2 separate regions of the Mus musculus genome follow, and region 2 is linked to region 1. The links are chromatin contacts, found by POLR2A ChIA-PET in ENCODE. All regions are on one chromosome and are shown on one strand. The core of a region is the stretch at or near the end of the contact, and the rest is flanking DNA. Distances in the headings are between cores, read along the strand shown. Region 1 holds the start of Ap5b1 (adaptor-related protein complex 5, beta 1 subunit). Region 2 holds the start of Scyl1 (SCY1-like 1 (S. cerevisiae)).

The links. ChIA-PET counts read pairs that join two places held with the same protein, here RNA polymerase II (POLR2A).
Region 2: POLR2A ChIA-PET joins it to region 1 with 12 read pairs in Patski. The contact joins the promoter of Scyl1 here to the promoter of Ap5b1 in region 1. POLR2A ChIA-PET finds 5 or more read pairs at or near these places in 3 of 5 experiments (Patski and embryonic stem cell).

Annotation. Positions count from the first base shown.
Region 1 is chr19:5,566,402-5,570,084 of GRCm38, reverse strand. It overlaps Ap5b1 (adaptor-related protein complex 5, beta 1 subunit), which reads right to left and starts at 2,061. Exons shown (of 3, transcript NM_001362046.1): 1 at 2,002-2,061; 2 at 1,478-1,645; 3 at 1-1,381. The coding sequence starts at 1,627.
Region 2 is chr19:5,769,836-5,773,518 of GRCm38, reverse strand. Scyl1 (SCY1-like 1 (S. cerevisiae)) reads left to right here and starts at 2,100. Exons shown (of 17, transcript NM_023912.3): 1 at 2,100-2,299; 2 at 2,656-2,796; 3 at 2,967-3,316. The coding sequence starts at 2,189.

The sequences.
Region 1 (3,683 bases), core at 812-3,311:
GGCTTACCTGATCTAAGAGGTCCACAAAGTGGGGTGCCAGGGAAGGCCGAGCTCGGTACAGTTGGGCCAGTCCGCGGATCAAAAATGTCTGTACTGTGGAGTGTCTAGTCAGGCAGTTAGTAACAAGGTATGAGGCTTGGAAACAGAGAGTGGCCAAGGCCCGGGGACCACCATCCAGGGCTGCCCTTTGCTGTAGCCCAGCCAGCACCTCCTGTAGGAACCACTGTGGGCCCTGAGTCTGGTCTTTCTCCTCTTCCTCATCGTCAGCACAGAGCAGACACAGCAAATGCAGGCGGGCCAGGAGAACCGTTGGGTCATGAAGGAGACTGGGCATGAGGCCCCGGCACAGCTGGGGCCCCAACAGCAGCGGGGCAGCCTCTTCCCCCTCTGGACCTAGTGGGCAATTCTCGGGGAAGCTCAGGATGCAATGCAGGTAAAAGAGGTGTGTGGGCGAGGGTAAAGCTGGGTGCTGGGCTCCCAAGGTGAGCCTGCGGAGGAGCAGAGCTTCATCCTGTGCAGTGAACAGGGCCTCGCCAAAGGCCGCCTTCAGAGACAGAACTGAGTGTAACAGTGTCAGCTGTGCCGTGCCCAGCAGCCGAACCAGCTGTGGCTTGAAAAGCACTGGTGGCTGTCCCCGAAGACCCCGGAGGGCCCAGCCCAACAGCCACAGAAGTTGAGCCTGAGCCACAGGAGTGAGCAGATAGGAAGTGTCCAGAAGCTGGGCCACGGCAGCCTTCAGCTCTCGGGCGTCCTCGGGGCTGGGCTCTAGAACCGGAAAGCCACGCTCCTCCTCCCCAGCTGTGGGCCAGCTGGGCCCCTGGGGCTTAAGATGGGCATCCCATTCCTCAGCCAGGGTCCAGTCCCAGGGACAACTCCCAGTGGAGAAGTCCTCAGCCACCAGCAGGCCTTGCAGGCCAGCCCCAGACCTGGACTGTACCACCAAGGTGTCGTGTAGAACAAGGGCCAGAAGCAGGCTGACAGGCTGGATGGGACCTGTTTGCCCTGGGAGGCTCCGCAGCATCCCCAGGGCGCCGGCCAGCAGCCCAGGCTTACAGCGCTCAAGTTCTCCAAGGCATTCACAGGCTGTGGCCTGTAGATGGCGCTGTTCTGAAGGGGTTCCAAAGCTTCGTCCCAAGTCTCGGCCTGAAGCTAAGCCAAGAAGTAAGGGCAGAAGCCGGCAGGAAGCTCCCGAAGTGGGTCCGAGAGCATCTCCTGACACCAGGGCTGTAGTGGCTGCCAACAACAGGAGCCTCCGGAGAGCTGAAGGTCTTGTGGGCAGGAGGACAAGCGTGTCCAACAGGGAAGTGGCAGCAGCCTCCGCGGCAGGTGCATCAGGCCAAAGTTTATCAGAGTACTCCAAGCTCAGTGTCAGTAAGGAAACCTGAGATGGGGGATTTAAGAGGAACTCGTTGAGTTCAGCATGCGGTAGTATGAAGCAACCATATGGACCACGGCAGGGCACACGGGCAGGACCTACCTTGGTCTGCTCGCTTAGCTTTTCACTCCTTAGGTCACTCAACAGGTCGCGACCCAAATCCTCACCTTCGGCACCTGCCAGAAAGGCGGATGGGCTGGCTCGGAAGGCCCCCAGGCGCTGGGCCCAGGCTTCTCGACCTAGGGGCCCCATGGTCAGTCATCCACTTCTCTGTAAAGGGAAGAGAGCATCAGACACCGAGGCGAGGACGACGCGCAGGCCTTTACGGCCACTAGAGGGCGCCCAGGTCCTCCACCTTCCCGAGGGGCTGCTGTTACCCTAGGGCCGTCTTGCAGACCCCTCCCCGCCCCCCAATGCCTAGGTCCCGAGATGAACTCTGGAGGCTTCGGAGATAATGCCGGAAGCAACAGCCCGGGCCCCTGCAGGATAGGACCCGCAGGATCGGGGTGGGGGTGCCCAGAAGGTGCGTGCGGAGAGCTCATTAAGCCTCCCGCCTACGAAGGGCATCGAAACCACAGCGTCGCTCGCGCCCCTGGCGCCCGTGGTAACGGGTCGGCCTCTCTCACCGCTTGAGTCAGCTGCCGCGGGCGCTCGGTCGGCTCCTTCCGGGCTGGCAGGCTGGCGGCGCGGGCCGGGGCGGGGCGCGGCGCTCGGCGCGTGGGCGGCCGGGACGGGGCGAGCCCGGGGGCGGGGCGTAACGGAGCCTCCGCCTGCCACGCCCGCCAGGCCGGCAGGTGCCGACTCGCCGGTTTCGCCAGGTCTGAGTAACTGTCTCGCCGTGCAGGCCCCCTGCCCCGAAACTGCCGCAGGCACGGGCAGGGGCGGGGTTTGGTGGGCCGGGCTCCCGGTCCGCTCCCCGATGGAACTGCGTTCCCAGGCCCTGGAGCAGAACAGCGGCTTGGGCAGATCGGGAAGGCGGCCAGCGCGTCCCCCAGTCCTCCCGCCCGGGCCCGGTGACTGCGCGCTTGGCCCGGCTGCTTGAATGCGGGTCTTCGGGCGGCCGCTGGGTGGCGCGCGAGGCGCAGTCCCAGGGCAGAGCAGGAAGAGCAAGGCGTGGGTCACTGCGGGACCGGTCGAACCGGCGCCGCAGGGCTTGGCTTGGCGTCCTCAACGCTGACCTGGCGTCGGGGGTGCTGGGGGGGACCACCTCGCTCTGCTTGGAGGCGAGGACCCGGGGCCAGGGTCGCAGCCGGATGGTAGCTGCTGACCTTTGCCCGAAGTCGCACGGATTGCCTACAGGGGTCGGGCGCGCTAGAGTAGAGCGAGCAGGGCGGGACCTTAAGACGCAGCGAAGCCGAAACACAACGGGATCCTGACTCTAGGTGTGCGTGTTGGCGGGGCCTGGAGGGTCACTCAGCTCGTAACACACCTAATATGAACCGAGAAACCAAGGCTTGAGAAGACAACGGCCGGGCTGCCAGACTTCTGGCCAAGTAGTACACACGCTACCTACTAGAGTCCAGAGGACTGTATCTGGGCTTGTTGGCGAGTCCCAGGCTGTGGGTGCTCACTGGCCCGCTAGTTTCAGGGGCTCAGACCTTCTGTCGTCCAAATCTCATACTCACCGTCCTATAAAGCCTCCTGCTAGCCACTTTGAAGATGAAACACCTGAGCCCCCATTGCTAGCCTCTGGCTATTTCTTTGTCTTTGTCCCTTTGGGTGGCCCAAGTTCCTTCCTAGCCCCTTATCCTGACCTGGCTGCAGATGAGAGTGGTGAGGTAGGGTCCTAAAAAGAAGACTGCCTGGGCCCCCAGAACAAGGGTAGAAGAAGAGAGAATGGAGACATGGGGGCGTTGGGGGAGGCACGGGGAGCTAGAAGACCTGGTCTCTGCTCTTCTGGGCTCTGGCTCCACAGCTGACTCACAGGCGACAGCTCTAAACCACTTCCCTCTAGGTGCCTCAGTTTCCCCATCTATAAATTGGGAGTGATGACTCCTGTTTAAGAAGCTTTGGGGTGGGGCGCCCGGCTAATTAGGCCCAAGATGAAAGAGGCCAGGGTGAGAGCAGCCCTGGGCTGGGAAGGCAGGTTGGAGTAGGAGCCTGTCTGGTTGCCCTGTCTGAGGCCCAGAGGGCGCTGATAACTGCAGGTCTGGTGTCCCAGCTCTCGGTAGCCAGAAAGGATTATTAAACCCTGTTACAGTTGAGGGGAGGGGCTTCCAGGGGTCAGGGAGTCCAACTCTGGCTGTGTCCCAAGCTTCTGATGCTGTAGCCTCTGCCAGCCTCCAGCCTCCCTGGGCTTTGGTTCTTT
Region 2 (3,683 bases), core at 851-3,350, 200 kb before region 1:
GTTGCAACAATGTTAAAAGTCCAAAGTTCAAGGTTTCTTCAGAGATTCATTCAATTTAATTAACTGTAATCCCCAAAGCAAGGCAGGAAACCAGCTGGGCAAATTCCAAACTCTGCATCTCCATGGCTGATGTCAAAGCCGTCTTCAGATCTCCACTCCTTTCTCATCTTTGTTGACTGCAACAAACTGCTTTCTCCTGGGCTGGTTCCACTCCCTGTTAGCAGCTTTCCTCAGCATGTATCCCATGGCTCTGGCATCTTTAACATCTTTGAGTCTCCAAGGCAATTTCAATGTTACAGCTTCTTGTTTCAGTGTCTGGGATTCCACTTGATCTTTTGGACTCCTCCTAAGGGCTGGCATCACTTTTCCAGCTCTGCCCTCTGTAGCATTCTAAGCTCAGGTTGATCCACTCCACTATGGCTGCTGTTCTTGGTAATCATCCCATGGTACTGACATCTCCAATACACTGGGGTGTTCCACTCCAACTAGGCTTACCAATAGCCTCAGGCAAACTTTTCAGACAAGGGCAAAAAGTAGCCACATTCTTCACCAAAATACCACAAAACCAGTCTTAATGCCACATTCTGAAAATCTTCTCCTTTGAAATCTCTTGGGCCAGGTCAACACAGTTCAAATCACTCCCAGCAACAAAATCTTTCATATTCCTACTAGGATGACCCATTAAGCCTCATTTAAAGCATTCTACTGCTTTCCAAATCCAAAGTCCCAAAATCCACATTCTTTCAAATAAAAGCATGGTCAGGCCTATCACAGCAATACCCCACTTCTGGTACCAACTTCTGTATTAGTCAGGGTTTTACTGCTGTGAACAGACACCATGACCAAGACAAGTCTTATAAAAAACAACATTTAATTGGGGCTGGCTTACAGGTTCAGAGGTTCAGTCCATTATCATCAAGGTGGGAGCATGGTAGTATCCAGGCAGGCATGGCGCAGGAGGAGCTGAGATTTCTATGTCTTCATCCAAAGGCTGCTAGTGGAAGACTGACTTCCAAGCAACTAGGGTGAGGATCTTATACCCACACCTACAATGACACACCCATTAGGTCACACCTCCAGATTGTGCCACTCCCTGGTCCAAGGATATACAAACCATCACAGAGGTATTTTCTTAATAGGAGTACACTGGGCCAACCATATACAAACTATCACAGGGTATTGGCGCTCCTAAAACTGGAGTTATAGGAGGTTGTGGGCCAACAGAGGGTGCTGAGAGACATTCTGGAAGAAAAGGTTTATTCCTGGCTTTGCCATGTTCCAACTGCCAGCTCAGCTCAGTGACTCAAACATCATTCCCAGCTTCAAGCTCCTGCAGGACTCTGGCCAGCACCCATGTCCACTTTGGACATACTTCTCTAACAACAGTTTCCCAGACCTCTCAGGACATTTGTGTCACCCCTTGCCTATCTCCACCTCAACCCCACTCTCAAGGTCTCAAGTACCTTTATTGTAGTAACTAAATTCCTCGCTGAACCCCAAATCTGCCCATTGCCTGTTGAAGGAGCGTTTGGCTTAAGAGATAACCATTGGAGTTTGGAGAGACCAGGGGTTAAGAGCACTGACTGCTTTTCCAGAGGTCCTGTGTTCAATTCCCAGCAACCACATGGCAGCTCACAACCATCTGTAATGGAATCCGATGCCCTCTTCTGTTGTGTCTGAAGCCAGCTACAGTGTAGTCATATACATAAAATAAATATATCTTAAAAAATGAGAGCAATAACCATTCTCCTCACTACTATTACTTTCCAATCATACTGCCTGCCACTAGTAGCCTTTCTTTTCTATCTCCCCATCTCTTTCCACCCCTGCCCCCCCAGGTTTAGATAGGCCCTATTGTCACGCTCACTTCCTGAACCCCTCCCCTCTTCATTCTACAACGGTTGCACTCACTACTCTCTATCACACTCAATTTTTCTATCTATACAAGGCCACAAGTTGGGAGCATTCAGATGACCATCTTGGCTCACCCTTCCGGTCACGCTCCGCCCTGCCCAGGGAGGTCTGCCTTCAGTCCAGCCTCACTCCCGCAAGGCCCCACCCTAAAGCTCCGCCCCAACTCAAACCCCGCCCATAGACCAGACTGGCTCCGCCCTCGCCCCGCCCCGCCCCGGCTCGGGCGGCCGGAGGACCCGGAGTGGAGGCTCCCGAGCCCGTGGCGGCGGCGACGATGTGGTTCTTTGCCCGGGACCCGGTCCGGGACTTCCCGTTCGAGCTGAGCCCTGAGCCCCCCGAAGGCGGGCCGCCCGGGCCCTGGATCCTGCACCGAGGCCGCAAAAAGGTGAGATACTGCGCTGCTCCGAAGGCCGCGGCCGACCTCGGCCTTTCCTACTATGTATGCCGGCTTCGCTGTGTCGCGCCGGGCCTGACGTGGCGGCGACCGAGAATCCCGGCAACGGGCTGGGGAGCGGGGCGAGCAGTGACGACGTGGCGGGCGGAAGGACCGAGGGACGGACAAGCAAACCGGACGGGGGTCACGTGGGCCTGGCTAGCTCCTTCAGGGCTGTCCTAGGGCGAGACTGGCTGGAGTCCCTTCCCTTCTGTTTTGGAGATGGGCTCGGAGCTGCTGTAGCCCAGGCAGGTTGGAGAGATCACCCGGCCCGTGCCTCTCAGGTTGCTCTGTCTGTCCTCCACCAGGCCACAGGCAGCGCAGTGTCCATCTTCGTGTATGATGTGAAACCGGGAGCTGAAGAGCAGACCCAGGTGGCCAAAGCTGCCTTCAAACGCCTCAAAACTCTCCGACACCCCAACATCCTGGCCTATATCGATGGGTTGGAGGTACCTGTCGCCCGATCTACCCATCTTACTCTCCTCAGGCCCTCACTTTGTACCCAAGTGCTTCAGTAGCTTCAGATTTGGTATCTTCTCCACTGCCTCTTTCCCTGTCACGCCCCTCATCTTCCCTTCCTCTTCTGGCACCGTGCCCTGATACCCCTTTTCTTACTCAGACAGAAAAGTGCCTCCACATCGTGACAGAGGCTGTGACCCCCCTGGGAACATACCTCAAGGCACGAGCAGAAGCAGGTGGCCTGAAGGAGCAGGAGCTGTCATGGGGGTTACACCAGATCGTGAAAGCCCTCAGCTTCCTGGTCAACGACTGCAACCTCATCCACAATAATGTCTGCATGGCCGCTGTGTTTGTGGACAGGGCTGGCGAGTGGAAACTTGGGGGTCTGGACTACATGTACTCGGCACAGGGCAACGGCGGGGGACCACCCAGCAAGGGGATCCCGGAGCTCGAGCAGTATGATCCCCCGGAGCTGGCTGACAGCAGTAGCAGAGCAGTCAGAGAGAAGTGGTGGGTGCCCGAGGTCACCGTACCTTGATCTGCCCGCACTGAGGCTCCTGGACTCTGGCGACCCCTAGACCCGCTGGGAAACCCCTTCCCTTGCTGCCTGCCTGGCAGGGGAAGCAGGATCTCAGGAGGAGGTGGTTGGCTAAGAGGGACAGAGTTTGGGTGTTCGGTGCTTCTGGATTTGAAAGCTGTGTGTTGGAGGCAGGTGTCTGTCCTTCTCTGAGCTTTGGTGTCTTTGTTAAATGGGGCTAATGAAACAAACTCCTTGGGGCGGAGGGCTCAGTTCAGGGACGCAGCCAGGGTCTGGGATGCAGCGGGTGCTTGGGACCTAAAGCAGGTTGGAGGCAGCACTAGCATATTCTAGGGAGCC